Linked DNA regions of Homo sapiens: region 1 is linked to region 2. Evidence: chromatin contacts called from ENCODE Hi-C or POLR2A ChIA-PET data. All regions are on one chromosome and are shown on one strand. Each heading gives the region's core, a stretch centred on a gene start or an enhancer-like site at or near the end of the contact. The rest is flanking DNA. Distances are from core to core; before and after follow the strand shown.

Evidence for each region. Hi-C counts contacts between places; a loop is a spot of excess contacts on that map. ChIA-PET counts read pairs that join two places held with the same protein, here RNA polymerase II (POLR2A). Pooled maps may share reads with other maps.
Region 1: a loop to region 2 is called in a map with no recorded cell type, with 2.9 times the contacts of the local background. The contact joins the promoter of LORICRIN here to the promoter of SPRR4 in region 2. A Hi-C loop is called at or near these places in 8 of 37 single-sample maps with no recorded cell type and 2 of 50 pooled maps. POLR2A ChIA-PET finds 5 or more read pairs at or near these places in 1 of 52 experiments (WTC11).

The regions. Positions count from the first base shown.
Region 1 is chr1:153,254,440-153,262,097 of GRCh38, forward strand. It overlaps LORICRIN (loricrin cornified envelope precursor protein), which reads left to right and starts at 5,248. Exons shown (of 2, transcript NM_000427.3): 1 at 5,248-5,294; 2 at 6,488-7,658. The coding sequence starts at 6,511. The coding sequence ends at 7,449. RefSeq lists a silencer at 7,082-7,131.
Region 2 is chr1:152,966,953-152,973,791 of GRCh38, forward strand. It overlaps SPRR4 (small proline rich protein 4), which reads left to right and starts at 3,696. Exons shown (of 2, transcript NM_173080.3): 1 at 3,696-3,742; 2 at 4,919-5,622. The coding sequence starts at 4,939. The coding sequence ends at 5,178. RefSeq lists enhancers at 1,367-1,566, 1,657-1,706.

The DNA.
Region 1 (7,658 bases), core at 3,998-6,497, 290 kb after region 2:
ACACAAAACTGTTAGGAGGATTGAACCTATGTGACAGTGGTCCATAAACTGAAGAGTCTGTCCACAGAGGAAGTGTCCAAGCCCAGGCAAGCATGATCCCTGGATGCACTGCTAACCCTGTGTGCATCTATAAGCTGTTTGAAAAGGTCTGAACAACTCATCTGTGGTCCCCACCCTCAGCAAAATGATGGGCTCCAGGAGCACCCAAAAGAGGACCAAGTAAGAGTCAACACTGCCTGATAACACCCCAGGGGGCTATAAGTGCTCTTTAAATCCTAAGATGCAGAGTTAAGAACTAATAGGGAGCCTTCCTTCAAGGACAATTATAACTTGAAAAAAGAAACAAGTCAAAGCGATGTGTCATTAGCAGACCGTAACTAGTACAATTGTTCCTTAAGGCCTTGGAAAGGGAAAGTGGTGAGGGAGATGGAACCAGTGGGTGTGATGAATCCAGGGAAGCTTCCTGGAGAGGGAACACCAGTAGCCACGAACCACTGCAGAGCTCTCCTTCTCCTACCCACCTCTAAGCAGTTCTCCCCATGTAACACCGAGGATCAGCCACCCCTTCAAACTGTTGGCCCAGAAGGGCAGTAGAAAGGAGGAAAATGGCAGCCCAGGAGGTACCTGGAGTTCTGTGACACTTCCTGGGCCAGGACTGTGAGAGAAAACTGTTCCCATTCCAAGTCAACAGTACAAAGGGCTTCCAAGCACTACTCCTGTCCTGCCAAAGCTCCCAAGCCCCTGTCCTGTGTTCATTTTATTCTTTACAGCCACCTGCTGCCCCTTTAACCTGTTAGATAAGTAGTCAGCACTCAGTCATGAGAACCCATGTGTGTAGCTCTGGATACTTCAAGGTTGTGATGAGCATGCTTCCATCCAACTGGGGCTCACCAAGCTCAAGAAATGAAATCTCAGACTGGGGCCCAGGAGCCAGGTGCCTCTACTCAGAGAAGCAGCCTTCTCAGAGTAGTTTGCAGCTGCTCTTTCCTAAATCCCCCCAACATAGCTTGTTAAGATGGCCAAGCTGTGCATCACAATGCGGGAGGCCCTCACACTGTCTCCTCTACCTGCTTCTCTCTTGCTCTGAAGATGCCTGTAGCAGGAAGATGTGAGCTTCCCACAAAGATAAGCTAAGCTGAGATGCAGAAAGAACAAATCTCCAACTTTTTTGTGATTTATGAATCAGAAGCTGGGTTGTCTCCAAAGGATGCATCTGTGATTGTGGATAAGCCCCAATGTGTCCTTAACACCCTAGACTGCCACATCTTTCTGAAGAATCACCACCCTTCACACACACACACACACACACACACACACACACACACACACTTCCTATACGGGGCCTTCCCATCAGATAGATATTGTGAGGGTGGTCAGGGAAGCAGGCTAAAATTCCACTAGCCCAGTGTTAGCCCAGTGTCACTTCTATAGCTGGCCTTGGATCCCCTGCACAAGGCTTGTTCATTCTGCACAGTGGCTAGGTTTAATCTGTAGTTCCATGCTGAAACCCTCCACTCCTCATCATCTGACAAGATCATCTCTCAACCGCAGTCAGTCAATAGGTCTCAAGAGTTCCTTCAATTCCACTGGGATTTACTGAGCACCTATTAATGCCCAGCACCATGCCAGGCACTGTGTAGCATCTGCTTTAAGGACCATCCCCTCTAAGGATACAAGTATAGGCAAGAACCATGTCCTAATCTGTCAAACTGCAGAAGTCAAATGTGCTATCAAGCACACCTTGCAGGGTTAGGTGTCTAAAGGCTATAAACCTTAAAAATCTGAACTGCCAAGTCTTACAAAACCCCAAATACCTATGTGTCATTCTACAATTCTACAAAGTCCCATTATTTCCTCACTGATATGATAAAAGGTGATAATCAGTTGCTGCCCACACAGATATCCCATTAGGACTACTGCTTCTGCTCCAGAAAGATGAAATGAGAAACCAGGTTCATATATTCGTATATCAGGCAAGGTTAACTCAGGGCTGAAAGCCACAAGATCTGGTACTCAGTATCATGTCACATCAACCTCTTCTGCATGTTAACGAAATATTTATACTAGTTACAAGTTATATATATATATATATATCTCTACAGATATATCTCTATATATATGTAACTCTATATATATATAACTTGTAACTAGTACACATATTTAGTTAACATGCAGAAGAGGCTGATGTGACATAGTTATATATACATATATGACTATATATAGTCATATATGTATATAAAACTATATATAGTCATATATGTATATAAAACTATATATAGTCATATATGTATATAAAACTATAGTCACATATGTATATAAAACTATATACAGTTATGTATGTATGTAAAACTATATACAGTTATGTATGTATGTAAAACTATATACAGTTATGTATGTATGTAAAACTATATACAGTTATGTATGTATGTAAAACTATATACAGTTATGTATGTATGTAAAACTATATACAGTTATGTATGTATGTAAAACTATATACAGTTATGTATGTATGTAAAACTATATACAGTTATGTATGTATGTAAAACTATATATAGTTAAATATGTATATCCTTTCTTATTAAATGCTATATAGGGTGGCAGAGGCAGGCATGGGGCACCATCCCCACCCGCGACTCTACCAAAAAGACCCATGCATAGCTTTGGAAAGCCTTCTGGCTCTTTGATGCTTAACATGGTGCCCAGTACATTTGTTTTGGCTGGATTAACAAATAAAGAATTAGCATCTTAAAATTAATAGAAAAAAAAACCCTATATTTCTTAGAAGAAAATGAACCCCCCAAAGCCAACATGGACAATTTGAAGATTAGTCATTTTGGGTCAACTGTACTTTAGGTTCCCGTTTTGTTTATTTTTTGAGACAGGGTCTCACTCTGTCACCCAGGCTGGAGGGCAATGGTGCAATCTTGGCGCACTGCAGCCTTGACCTCCCAGGCAGAAGCGATCCTCCCATCACAGCCTCCTGAGTAGCTGGGACTACGGGCACATGCCACCATGCCCAATTAATTTTGTTTATTTTTTTGTAGAGATGAGGTCTCACTATGTTACCCAGGCTGGTCTCAAACTCTTGGGCCCAAGCGATTCTCCCACCTCAGCCTCCAGAGTAGATGGCACTACAGGCGCATGGCACCACACCTCGTTAATTTTTGTATTTTTTGTAGAGACAGGGTCTTGCCATGTTGTGCAGGCTGGTCTCAAACTCCTGGGCTCAAGCAATCCTCTCACCTTGGCCTCCCAAAGTGCTAGAATTACAGGCATGAGCCACTGTGCCCGGCCTAGTTCCCAAATTTTAGAATTCCATGGAGAAGTAATATCTCCCTCAGAAAAAAGTGGTAATCATTACACCATAGCCAAATTTTCATTTTGACATGGCAGGACATAAAAGAAACAACTACAGCCTCATGTCACCACATCTTTTAAAGGAAGAGGTAGGAAGGCCATGATTTCAGAATTGAAGACTTTCTTTCCCAAGAATACCCTGCTGACGTCCTTTTACTTACACTTTTGCTAAGGACTGGTGAACACATAGCAATGGGCCAACAAGGGACCACACATATCAGTACTGGGAACCGTCGTCCACACGTGCTCCTCTTTCCAATGTGGCCCAGCTAAATAAAACTGTTCTTTCTTATACCCACAGCAATCACTAATCGCGGCCTGTTTCCCTCCAAATTCTCCACACTGCCTCAACTTCAAGCAGAGAAACTTGCCTTCTCCAACAGATCCTGTCTTCTCCCTACTGGGTCTCCTCTAAGGAGGAGAGCACCTGAGTTCCTCTTGGGTTCACCTGGGTTTATGCTGTCCAAACTGAAACTAGTGCCACAAGTTTCTGATGGCCACAGTCTAATCAGGATCATCTGGATCATTAAAAGTGCACTATAATTAAGAATTTATTATTGGAGCTGTCATTTCAAAACATAACTGGGCAGAACAAAGTTTGACTGTGGTATCTTAAACAATACCAATTGACTTCCGGTTATGAAAGAAGCAGCATCCTGTTCTGCATGCGCAGAGGTGATGCTACTGGTCCAGAGTCAACAAGAAAGTTTTGAGTTATTCTCCTAGGAGAAGAATTGGACTTGCCCAATCCCTCCATGGACTCCTTTCTGGCCTTGGTATCCAAGGGAAGGCCAGGTTGGAAGTAAGGATGTGCTGTTATATGAGAAAACAACAAAAAAGACAGCATCACCTTCTACACTTAACATAACTATTCTCCCTTCACATGCCTGTGAAATAGGTACTACTATTTTTATTTGATAGACAAGGTAACTGAGGGTCAAAAAGCTTGATCATTCCACAGTCAATAAGTACTTACTGAGTGCCTCCCATGTGCAGGTACTGCACTAAGAGCTATGACTCTGCCCAAGGTGACACAGCTGGCAAGTAGCAAAGGGAGCACCCAATCTGTCACCTAATCTCAAGTCTATCCCATTCAATGACTGCCCCTCAGGCTAAGGTCAGTGTTTTGCCACACAACACCACAGGACAACAGAGCCAAAGAGCCTTTGTGGGATCACATGGTCCATCTCTTTAGTTTGCTCTGCTGCAAGGAAAGTCAGTATTGATTACCCTTCTCAGACTGTCTCAAATGCCTGCTGTCTCTGGGGATGAATCAAAGTAGCTTCCCACGTCACATTAGTTACAGCACTGTCTATGGTGTGCAGTCCAGAGCTGGGTGCTGGGGACTCATGCCTCCAGTGGGCAGGACAGAAACACCCCAGCAAAACACACATGAAATCCTGGGAGATAAACTTTTGCAAAGGAGTAACGGGTTCTAAAGTTTTGAGGATTTTTAGAGTAGCAGGACCAGAAGTCAAACAGTAGGATTTAGAAGGTCCTACTCCTTGGATAAAGCACTGAGATCTTCAGTTTGACTCTCTTAGGGCACCTCAAGACTCTGGGACCTATTCCTCAAGCACAGCCCTGTGGTCACCTGGTATGCATCCTGTGCCAGAGGTTTTGGAAACAATGTCTGCCATCCACTCTGACTGGGTGACCCCACTGATGAGCCTGCCACACTGTTGCATCAGAGAAGGGGCCAGTCACACACCAGGCTGCCCATCTCAAGAATGCCAAAACCTTCATGAATGGGCCATCCTGTGCCTGCAATCACAGGGAGGTGGGGCCGACAGCCACGGGTCACGTAACTGAGGCCAAACACAAGAAGCTGGCCTGGATCAATGAGTCAGGGAGAGCTCTATATATAACCTCAGGAGATCAGTGCTCCTCACATTGCCAGCATCTTCTCTCCTCACTCACCCTTCCTGGTGCTTTGGGTAAGTGTGGTTCTACTGACTCTCTCATTTTCCCAGCTGGTCTTGCCCAGGCCTGACTAGATTAGATGGACCAGGGCCTCTTTCCCCTTTGGGAGCTATAGGACCTCTGCCTTCCCAAAAGCACTCACATTTAGAGGGCGGTCAGGAAAGGAGCAGGGGATGAGCTGCTGCCATGCAGATGGTGTTTCTGGTCTTCTGGCCAGAATGTAAACTCCACAAAGACAAGACTATCTCCTGCCTCTCTGGCACCCGCATAGGGGCAGGCATGGTGCCGGGCACAGAAGGACTCTGCAGAGGCTGTCCAAGGCAGCCTGTGCACAGGCTGAGCAGACCTTGTGAACCTGTCAGGAGGAGAGGCTGAGCCACTCTCAAGAGAGTAGGGAGAATGATCCAAAAAAGTTGCAGATGGGAGGGATTTCAGGTGCCACAGAAATCCAATTGCTGTTTTACAGAGTTAGAAGTTCTGAGAGGGAAATACAACTTCCTACTAGTCAAAGTCCCTTCTACCAAACTTGGACTTGAGAAAATCATGGAAGAGATGGCTAATAGCTTCTGGTCGGGGATGTTGGTCCAAAGGACCACCAGGGTCCTTCCCCTGTTTCCAGGCAGGGCCACAGCAGAGCCTGTCTTTTCTAGTGACTAGCCCTTGGTTCATGGCCTAGCTCAGTGGGACAGACCAAGAGTTTGAACTAAGAGCTTCTGCAGAGGATGGAGTGCAACAGCCCTCAATAGAATGAAGTCCGACAAACCTCTCTCTGTTGTGCTGGGAATGGGTAAAATCTCCTATCCTAGGTAGAGGTTTGTGGTAGTTTTCTATTTGCACTCAGAGAATCAGTGTTGAGATTGGAAGAGGCCTGAAAGATGAAGTGTTCAAACCCTTTCATTTAACAGGAAATGAGAAAGAGGCGGGCGTGTGGGTGATCTGCCCTCAAATCACACAACAGTGGTCAGAGGCAGAGCTGGGAGAAAGAATGGGCACTGCTAACTGGGCTGTTTAAAGCATAATGAAGGCTTTCTGCAGGGGAATGAGGAACTCAACTTTTCCAAAAGCAGCAATCATAAGAAACCCCGCTGAGGGCTCTCCGGGCACCTGAAGGAGCCCTGGGAGGATGGCGATGTTGCCTATGGATGCAGCTGCCTCCGTAAGTATCCTCTTGCAGCTGGTCCAGCGATGCTCTCTTCTCCCCTTCCAGGCTCTCCTTCCTTCTCAGACAAGATGTCTTATCAGAAAAAGCAGCCCACCCCTCAGCCCCCAGTGGACTGCGTGAAGACCTCTGGCGGCGGTGGCGGTGGCGGCGGCAGCGGCGGTGGTGGCTGCGGCTTCTTCGGCGGCGGCGGCTCAGGGGGCGGTAGCAGCGGTTCTGGCTGCGGCTACTCCGGCGGCGGTGGCTACTCTGGCGGCGGCTGCGGCGGGGGCTCCTCCGGCGGCGGGGGCGGGGGCGGCATTGGAGGCTGCGGAGGGGGCTCCGGTGGGAGCGTCAAGTACTCCGGAGGCGGCGGCTCCTCCGGCGGGGGCTCTGGCTGTTTCTCCAGCGGTGGGGGCGGCTCCGGCTGCTTCTCCTCCGGTGGCGGCGGCTCCTCCGGGGGCGGCTCCGGCTGCTTCTCCAGCGGTGGGGGCGGCTCCTCCGGGGGCGGCTCCGGCTGCTTCTCCTCCGGCGGCGGCGGCTTCTCGGGCCAGGCGGTCCAGTGCCAGAGCTACGGAGGCGTCTCTAGCGGCGGCTCCTCCGGGGGCGGCTCCGGCTGCTTCTCCAGCGGCGGGGGCGGCGGCTCTGTCTGCGGCTACTCTGGCGGCGGCTCTGGCTGCGGCGGAGGCTCCTCTGGCGGCAGCGGCTCCGGCTACGTCTCCTCGCAGCAGGTCACTCAGACCTCGTGCGCGCCCCAGCCGAGTTACGGAGGGGGGTCGTCCGGCGGCGGCGGCAGCGGCGGAAGCGGCTGCTTCTCCAGCGGCGGGGGCGGCGGGAGCTCCGGCTGCGGCGGCGGCTCCTCCGGGATTGGCAGCGGCTGCATCATCAGTGGCGGGGGCTCCGTCTGCGGAGGTGGTTCCTCTGGAGGCGGCGGCGGCGGCTCCTCCGTGGGTGGCTCCGGGAGTGGCAAGGGCGTCCCGATCTGCCACCAGACCCAGCAGAAGCAGGCGCCTACCTGGCCGTCCAAATAGATCCCCCAGGGTACCACGGAGGCGAAGGAGTTGGAGGTGTTTTCCAGGGGCACCGATGGGCTTAGAGCTCTCATGATGCTACCCGAGGTTTGCAAATCCTTCATGTCTTAACCTACCTGGAAGAAGCCATTGAGCTCTCCGGCTGCATCTAGTTCTGCTGTTTAGCCTCTTTGGTTTCTGTACAACTACCTCCCAACCCCAGTGCCTCA
Region 2 (6,839 bases), core at 2,446-4,945:
CTTGCTCGGTTTTGAATTTTCACCTTACAAGGACAAGCAGCTAAAATTCAGGAACCCTGGCCCCAAACCTCCACTGTCTTCTCTACTAAGCTTGGTCCTCCTCCCCTAAAACTCTCTGATGATTCACCCAGGATGCTCCTTTTTGCCTTTTCTTCTTTCATTCCTGGAAATGGCATAATAAATATGTTCCATTTGTCTCCAGATGAAGTCATTAACAACCTTTCTTTTCTCCAAAATCCAGAGACAAATAGGAAGATGTGTCTGGATTAAGAGTTAAATTATTAACACTGTCTCTGATAGGTCCCCTCCCAGTGCTCAGGCCTCTGCCAGTTACCCCATTGTTTGCCTGCAGGGTGGAGCTGGGTTTCTCAAGCTTTGACTCAGCTTCAGAAATGAGTCTTAACTGCGCCCTCCCTTCCCTGATGGAGTCACAGGCACGCACCTGCTCTCAGGTGCCTGCTCCCCTGAGCGGGAAGATGCAGAGCCCGGCTTTCTGGTTTTTAATACAGCGTGGTCCTTTGAAGATAAGAAAGCAGATGCAGAACTCCAGATTGGCCAGGACACAGTCCCGTGGCTCGGCTGGGGCAGTGGGGCTGGGAGGGGTGACTGCAGAGTCACCATTCCACACAGCTTCCCAGGGCCCACCTTATCTGGAGGGGTTGATTTGAGGGGTGGCAGGAAGTCTCCCCTCTCCTTTGAAAGCATAATCCACTGCCCTAGCCAGCCAGGGTGTTTGGAAATCAGCTATTACCCATTTAAGAGACTTGGGTGAACCCTCCCTCCTGGATTCTGGATCCAGCGACCATCAGAGCTAGTTTTCTCGCCTATAAAATGTATAATACAATTAGCTTTCTTCATAGTGTGTTGTGAAAACCGCATATGGAAGTGTTTGATAAGGTTTAGTAACTAATAAAAAAGCAGCTGTGTCTGGCAGTGTGAGACAGGGATCAGTGAAGATCTCTTAGAAGGGGTAGGGAGGACACGCTAGCGCTAGCGGGGAAAAGAGTACCTGGCTTCCACCGCATGTTCTCACTCATAGGTGGGAATTGAACAATGAGAATACATGGACACAGGAAGGGGAACATCACACACAGGGGACTGTTGTGGTGGGGGGGAGGGGGGAGGGATAGCATTAGGAGACACCTAATGCTAAATGATGAGTTAATGGGTGCAGCACACCATCATGGCACATGTATACATATGTAACAAACCTGCACGTTGTGCACATGTACCCTAAAACTTAAAGTATAATTAAAAAAAAAAAGAGTACCTGGCTTCCAAGGAGGGAATCGGGAGGAAGACTGGGGCAAGAAGAGGTGGAGACCACCTCAAGCAGCTTCGTAATTTGTCATCAGTGCAGCCTCTGCTAAGAAGCTGCCCAGTATTTCACTCCTATCAGCTGACTGAGAGGGACTGTGGTGTCAGGAGACCTGCAATTCAACCCTGGCTTTGACATTAGCCCTCATGTGACCTTGGGGTAGATATGGCCTCATTCAAAGTTTCAGTTTCCCTCTCTGTAGACTGGCAATAATGTAGCTGACAGGGAAGTCGAGTGTGGAGGTTTTGAAAGGTGTAACATGTTGAATGCACATGAGGTTGACTGGGTCTTGAATGTTTATGATCTATGACACATGGTCCCTTTAAGGCCAGCCATATTTAGGTCTCTATCTGGGTCACCCCTGGGGTATCCTCTGAGATGATAGCTGTTTTATAAGCCGAGTTTTATCACATGACAGAATGCTTCAAAACTAAGCAGGAGTCCTTTATTAATAAAATAAAAGGGCAATGATGAAATTGGGAAAAATAGGAGTAAAATTCATTGCAGTAAACCCACATGGGTGACTGGGACATGAGGGATGGAGCTGCCCATCTGTTCACAGGCAATACACACATACCAGTGCCTTCAAGGCACCAGGTATATGAAAAGCCTTGGTCTATGTCCATGCAAATCTGTCTTGCTGCGTAGTTTCCTTGTGGAGAGTTCATATCAGCAAGAGCACAGAGGACTGGGGGTATGTGGAAGTGAGGGCTGCAGGTGGAGATGGTGTTCTTCTTGGAGGTGGAATGCAGAACCAGAATCTGGAACCCAGAATATTACATTCTTAGTGTTGCTAGGCTTGGGAAGAGGAAGTGGGGGAGGTCTGGCCTGGAGGGGAAAATTAAGGGGCTGATTAAAGTGAGGCTGACCCTGAAAAATGAACAGTATTCCATCCACATAAGACAGAAAGCTCAGGAGACGTTATTAGTCATGGTCCCCACCCAATGACAGTGACTTGTCCACCATGGAGATGCTGACTGCGGTGATGGAGTGGAAATGAGCCCCAGGCCAGGCACCCACCCAGCTCCACCCTGAGCAGCTGCATGTGGTTGAGCAGGTCCTTTAACTTCTTTGGGCCAGCCTCTTTAAATTGTCAGTAAAATTGTCATGAGGATTAAATGAGGTGAGGGATTTGAAAAATGCTTTGGAAAGTACATTAAGGTATTCCTATCATTTCTCAGGCCATCCTACCCCTTCCTCTGGTGATGGCAGTGGTGAGCCCTTGCATGGCCTCTTGTTGGGCAGCATCCTGAGGTCGATCTTTGGGGTAGAGGGCTAGAGGTGGACCAGCTTCCCAGAGGCCCTGCCTTTCTCCATCCCAGGGCCTAGGAGGCTAAATGGAGGACCAGGGCTCCTTCCTGCCACCTAGATAAGGCCCTGAGTAGGATTGCTGTATTTAGCAAATAAAAATAGAGCCTGCCCAGTGAAATTTGAATTTCATATGAACTACAAGTAATTTTTGAGTATGTTTCCTGCAATATTTGGAATATACTTATACTTTTAAAATATTCTGTTATCTGAGATTCAAATTTAACTGAATGTCCTGTATTTTATGTGGCAAGTCTACCACAGGGGCCAATTCTATCCCATGTTCTGTAACCACCACGAATACTCCTCAGCACCCCAACTCCCAATGGGCAGATGGGGACAGCACCGCCGTGTGCTGGGGCACCATTCACATCATCTTCTACCTGTGCCCCAGAGAAGCCTCACAGAACACTTCGTGAACTGTCCCCCTGGAATAGGAAGGACACTTGCACTGTGTATTGAGGAAGGGGGATGAGTGGTACCTGGGGCTAGGCATTGAATCATCCAGATCTGAATTCAAATCCCATCTCTGCTGTTTAATCTTTCTCAGCCTCACTTTTTTCATCTGCAAAATGGTAACAACGACACTTTCCCTAGAGGGGCCATGAAGATGAAATGAAATAATAAGCATGACGGATGGTCCTGGTGCTAGCCTCACAGTGAGTGCTCAAGAAATGGCAGCAATTTGCAGAAAAAGGGATGTTCACATTTTTGTCAGAATTGCCCCAAACCCCATCCTCTCCCTCTTCCTCTTTTTTCTTCAATATTTCTTATAACTGTCTGTCTGCAAACAGCTCCTTCAATTTGTACTATATTTAAAAGATCTTGAATCCCTGAGTTTGAGCAAACACCTTTGGTGGGTTAAATCAGCTCAGGTGCAGAGACTTGGAATGCTGAAAATATATGGTGGGTGGCTTTCATCAAAACAGGTCAGCAAAGCAAGTCCCTGAAGGAAGTGCAGGTGGGAGAAGTGGGTGAGGAATTCCCTGGGAGGTGGTAATCAGGACCACACCAAGTGCCCAGGGCAGGTTGGGGGCCCTATAAAGGCTCCTGGAGTGGCTCTGCCTGTGGACAAGGGCTCAGCCTCCTCTCCTGGGGTCCAGCTTGTCGCCTCTGGTAAGTGAGAACTCATCTGTTCTCCTGGGATTTGTGGGGCGCTTTCCTTCTCCTTTAACTCCTTTGAGCCGCTAGGCCAAGATCCTCTTCCATCCTTGGGTAATCAGGGAAGTGACACAAGTCTTCTGACAATTGCGGAAATGGCACACTAATCGGTACTTAGAAAGTTTAATCTCCATTCCGCACCATTGCTCAGTATGACTTATTTTCTGATCATGGGTTTGACTCCCCAGAAAGAAGATTTTTATTGTTGAAGAAGGAGATATTTAGAGCTACAGGATTTTGTAGCAATTCCGAGCCCTGTTTAAAGGTTTCTCACACCCTATTCTGCATTTTGCTTACCAGTAAGCTTTAAACTTTTCTTCCAGGTGTATGCAAACAGGTATATTGAACATTTTATTCAATCCTATGCAGCTCTCATGCTTCCCTATTCTGATTGCCACCTCTTTACTTCCTGAGGCCTGCACTTCCCATCTATAATCATTAACTTAGACCATAAGGAACACTGCCTACAAAGATAGCCAGAGACCCTCATCAGAGCTGGGAAGGCTTCAGGGAACTTCCTGACCAGCATCCTTCTAATAAGGGTGCTGAGACCCACAGAAGGAAGGTTGCCCATGAAGTTAATGGCAGGATGGACCTAGAACCAATGTCTGAGCCTTCTTGGCTAGCGCTCTTTCCTTTGAACATCCTCCTGTCATCCTTTGGCTCCAGTGATCTATTTGGCTGGCCCTCAAGCTTCCCAGTTCTTTGTAGAGGGCTGGAACCACTATCCTGTAGCCACATAGGACTTGCCTTAGTCTCCCATGGTGAGTCAGGGGTGGAGCAGGGATTAGAGATCAGGCCTCTGCATTCTTATACACCCCTTCTCCAGCCCGATCTCTCACACACACACACACACACACACACACACACACACTCACACACACACCATGATGCTTACCTGTAAGACAGAGACTGTTTTTGTCCTCTCCTCATGCCCCTACATCCTTGCCCATTCTCATTGTCTGCATTATCAAAGGGAGCCAGTTGACATTGTCCAGATCTGTCAGCTAAGATGGCATGCTTTGACCTTGTAAAATGTCTGGGCTACTTTTTAACCATCTTTTTAAAAAGGGTGTTAAAAGGCTACTTTTTAACACCCTTCTCATGGTGTCCCTGCCCGGTTTCCTTTAGGCTCACCTGTTCCTAGAGCAATGTCTTCCCAGCAGCAGCAGCGGCAGCAGCAGCAGTGCCCACCCCAGAGGGCCCAGCAGCAGCAAGTGAAGCAGCCTTGTCAGCCACCCCCTGTTAAATGTCAAGAGACATGTGCACCCAAAACCAAGGATCCATGTGCTCCCCAGGTCAAGAAGCAATGCCCACCGAAAGGCACCATCATTCCAGCCCAGCAGAAGTGTCCCTCAGCCCAGCAAGCCTCCAAGAGCAAACAGAAGTAAGGATGGACTGGATATTACCATCATCCACCATCCTGGCTACCAGATGGAACCTTCTCTTCTTCCTTCTCCTCTTCCCTCCAGCTCTTGAGCCTACCCTCCTCTCACATCTCCTCCTGCCCAAGATGTAAGGAAGCATTGTAAGGATTTCTTCCCATCGTACCCTTCCCCACACATACCACCTTGGCTTCTTCTATATCCCACCCCGATGCTCTCCCAGGTGGGTGTGAGAGAGACCTCATTCTCTGCAGGCTCCAGCGTGGCCACAGCTAAGGCCCATCCATTTCCCAAAGTGAGGAAAGTGTCTGGGCTTCTTCTGGGGTTCCACCCTGACAAGTAGGGTCACAGAGGCTGGTGCACAGTTTCTGCCTCATTCCTCTCCATGATGCCCCCTGCTCTGGGCTTCTCTCCTGTTTTCCCCAATAAATATGTGCCTCATGTAATAAATGTGTCTGCTTCCTGGGCTAATTGTCCACTCCCAGTCCCATTCTGTGATTCATTCATTCATTCAGAGGGAACATTTTAGGGAAGTGAAGGTGCAAGTACACACATGCCCGGGAGTTCAGGAAGTCACTCTTATGGACACAGTTACTCTCTGGTAACCAACAATGGGGAAACATATCCAGATGTATCTCAGGTAAAGGAGGACAGAAAACAAGCCCAGCAACTAATTGGCAAAAGTCTAATAGAGTCTTGCATAACTAATACCATCTAGGGAAGATCAAAAGGGAGGAAAATTTAGCTCCTACCATTAGAAGCCCAGCCCACCTGATGAATGCAGTTTTTTCCTCTTGGAAGTTGTCATTCTGAAAAAGCACACAAAGCATACATAAATGACCTGAGTCCTGCAAAACATTTCTACAAACATGTGCAACTGACTTTTTCATGTATTTGCTTATGTTTTTGTTCATTCATTAACTCACACTCATTCACTTACATATTCATACTCAACTCATCTGATATTTGGCAAGTTCTAGAATGACCTTAGTTTTCCACTCTGCCATGCTGGATTTCCAGAGCTATCCAGAGTCAATTTATCCTGTGTCTCAGTGTACTGTTTGGAAGGCAGTCATTTTCTTACACAGGGAAATATTGTTCCGGGGATGGCCACATACAGAGAGTTTGTACAAAGTATACAGGGCCTGGTTTTGTCAGTTAGTCTGACTTTACACAGCTTATAAAAGAAACCTGTTTTTACAACTGGCTTCCTGACCCTCCTAACCCACGTGTGAGACCAGCTGCCTATATTGGAAAGAAGCGGCAAACCTCTCAGATATAAAGAAAGATAAGTATTCGAAGAAGAGACCCTGAGTAGGAAGAAGCAGCTGAATGGAGTTCGATTTTCTCCCCTTGAGCTTTATTCTTTTCCTGGGATTTAGTCACTCAATTTCAGTTGCCACCATCAAGCATAAATTGCTTTCTCACTTAACACACTAGCCTAAAAGGGAACAAATAACCACCTTCTCTACTTCCCCTTAAAGTAGCGATCCATGGCTGATATTTCCAAGTCATAGTTACTTAAAACTTAGTGGGTACCGACATTAACCAGGAAAGCCAAAGTATTGCAAACACAATTAAGATTCATTCTAGCCCTAAGAATTCATTGACAGCCTTTCTGTGCCCCAATCCCTGCATCCTAAAATAACTCCCCTCTGTCAAGTAGA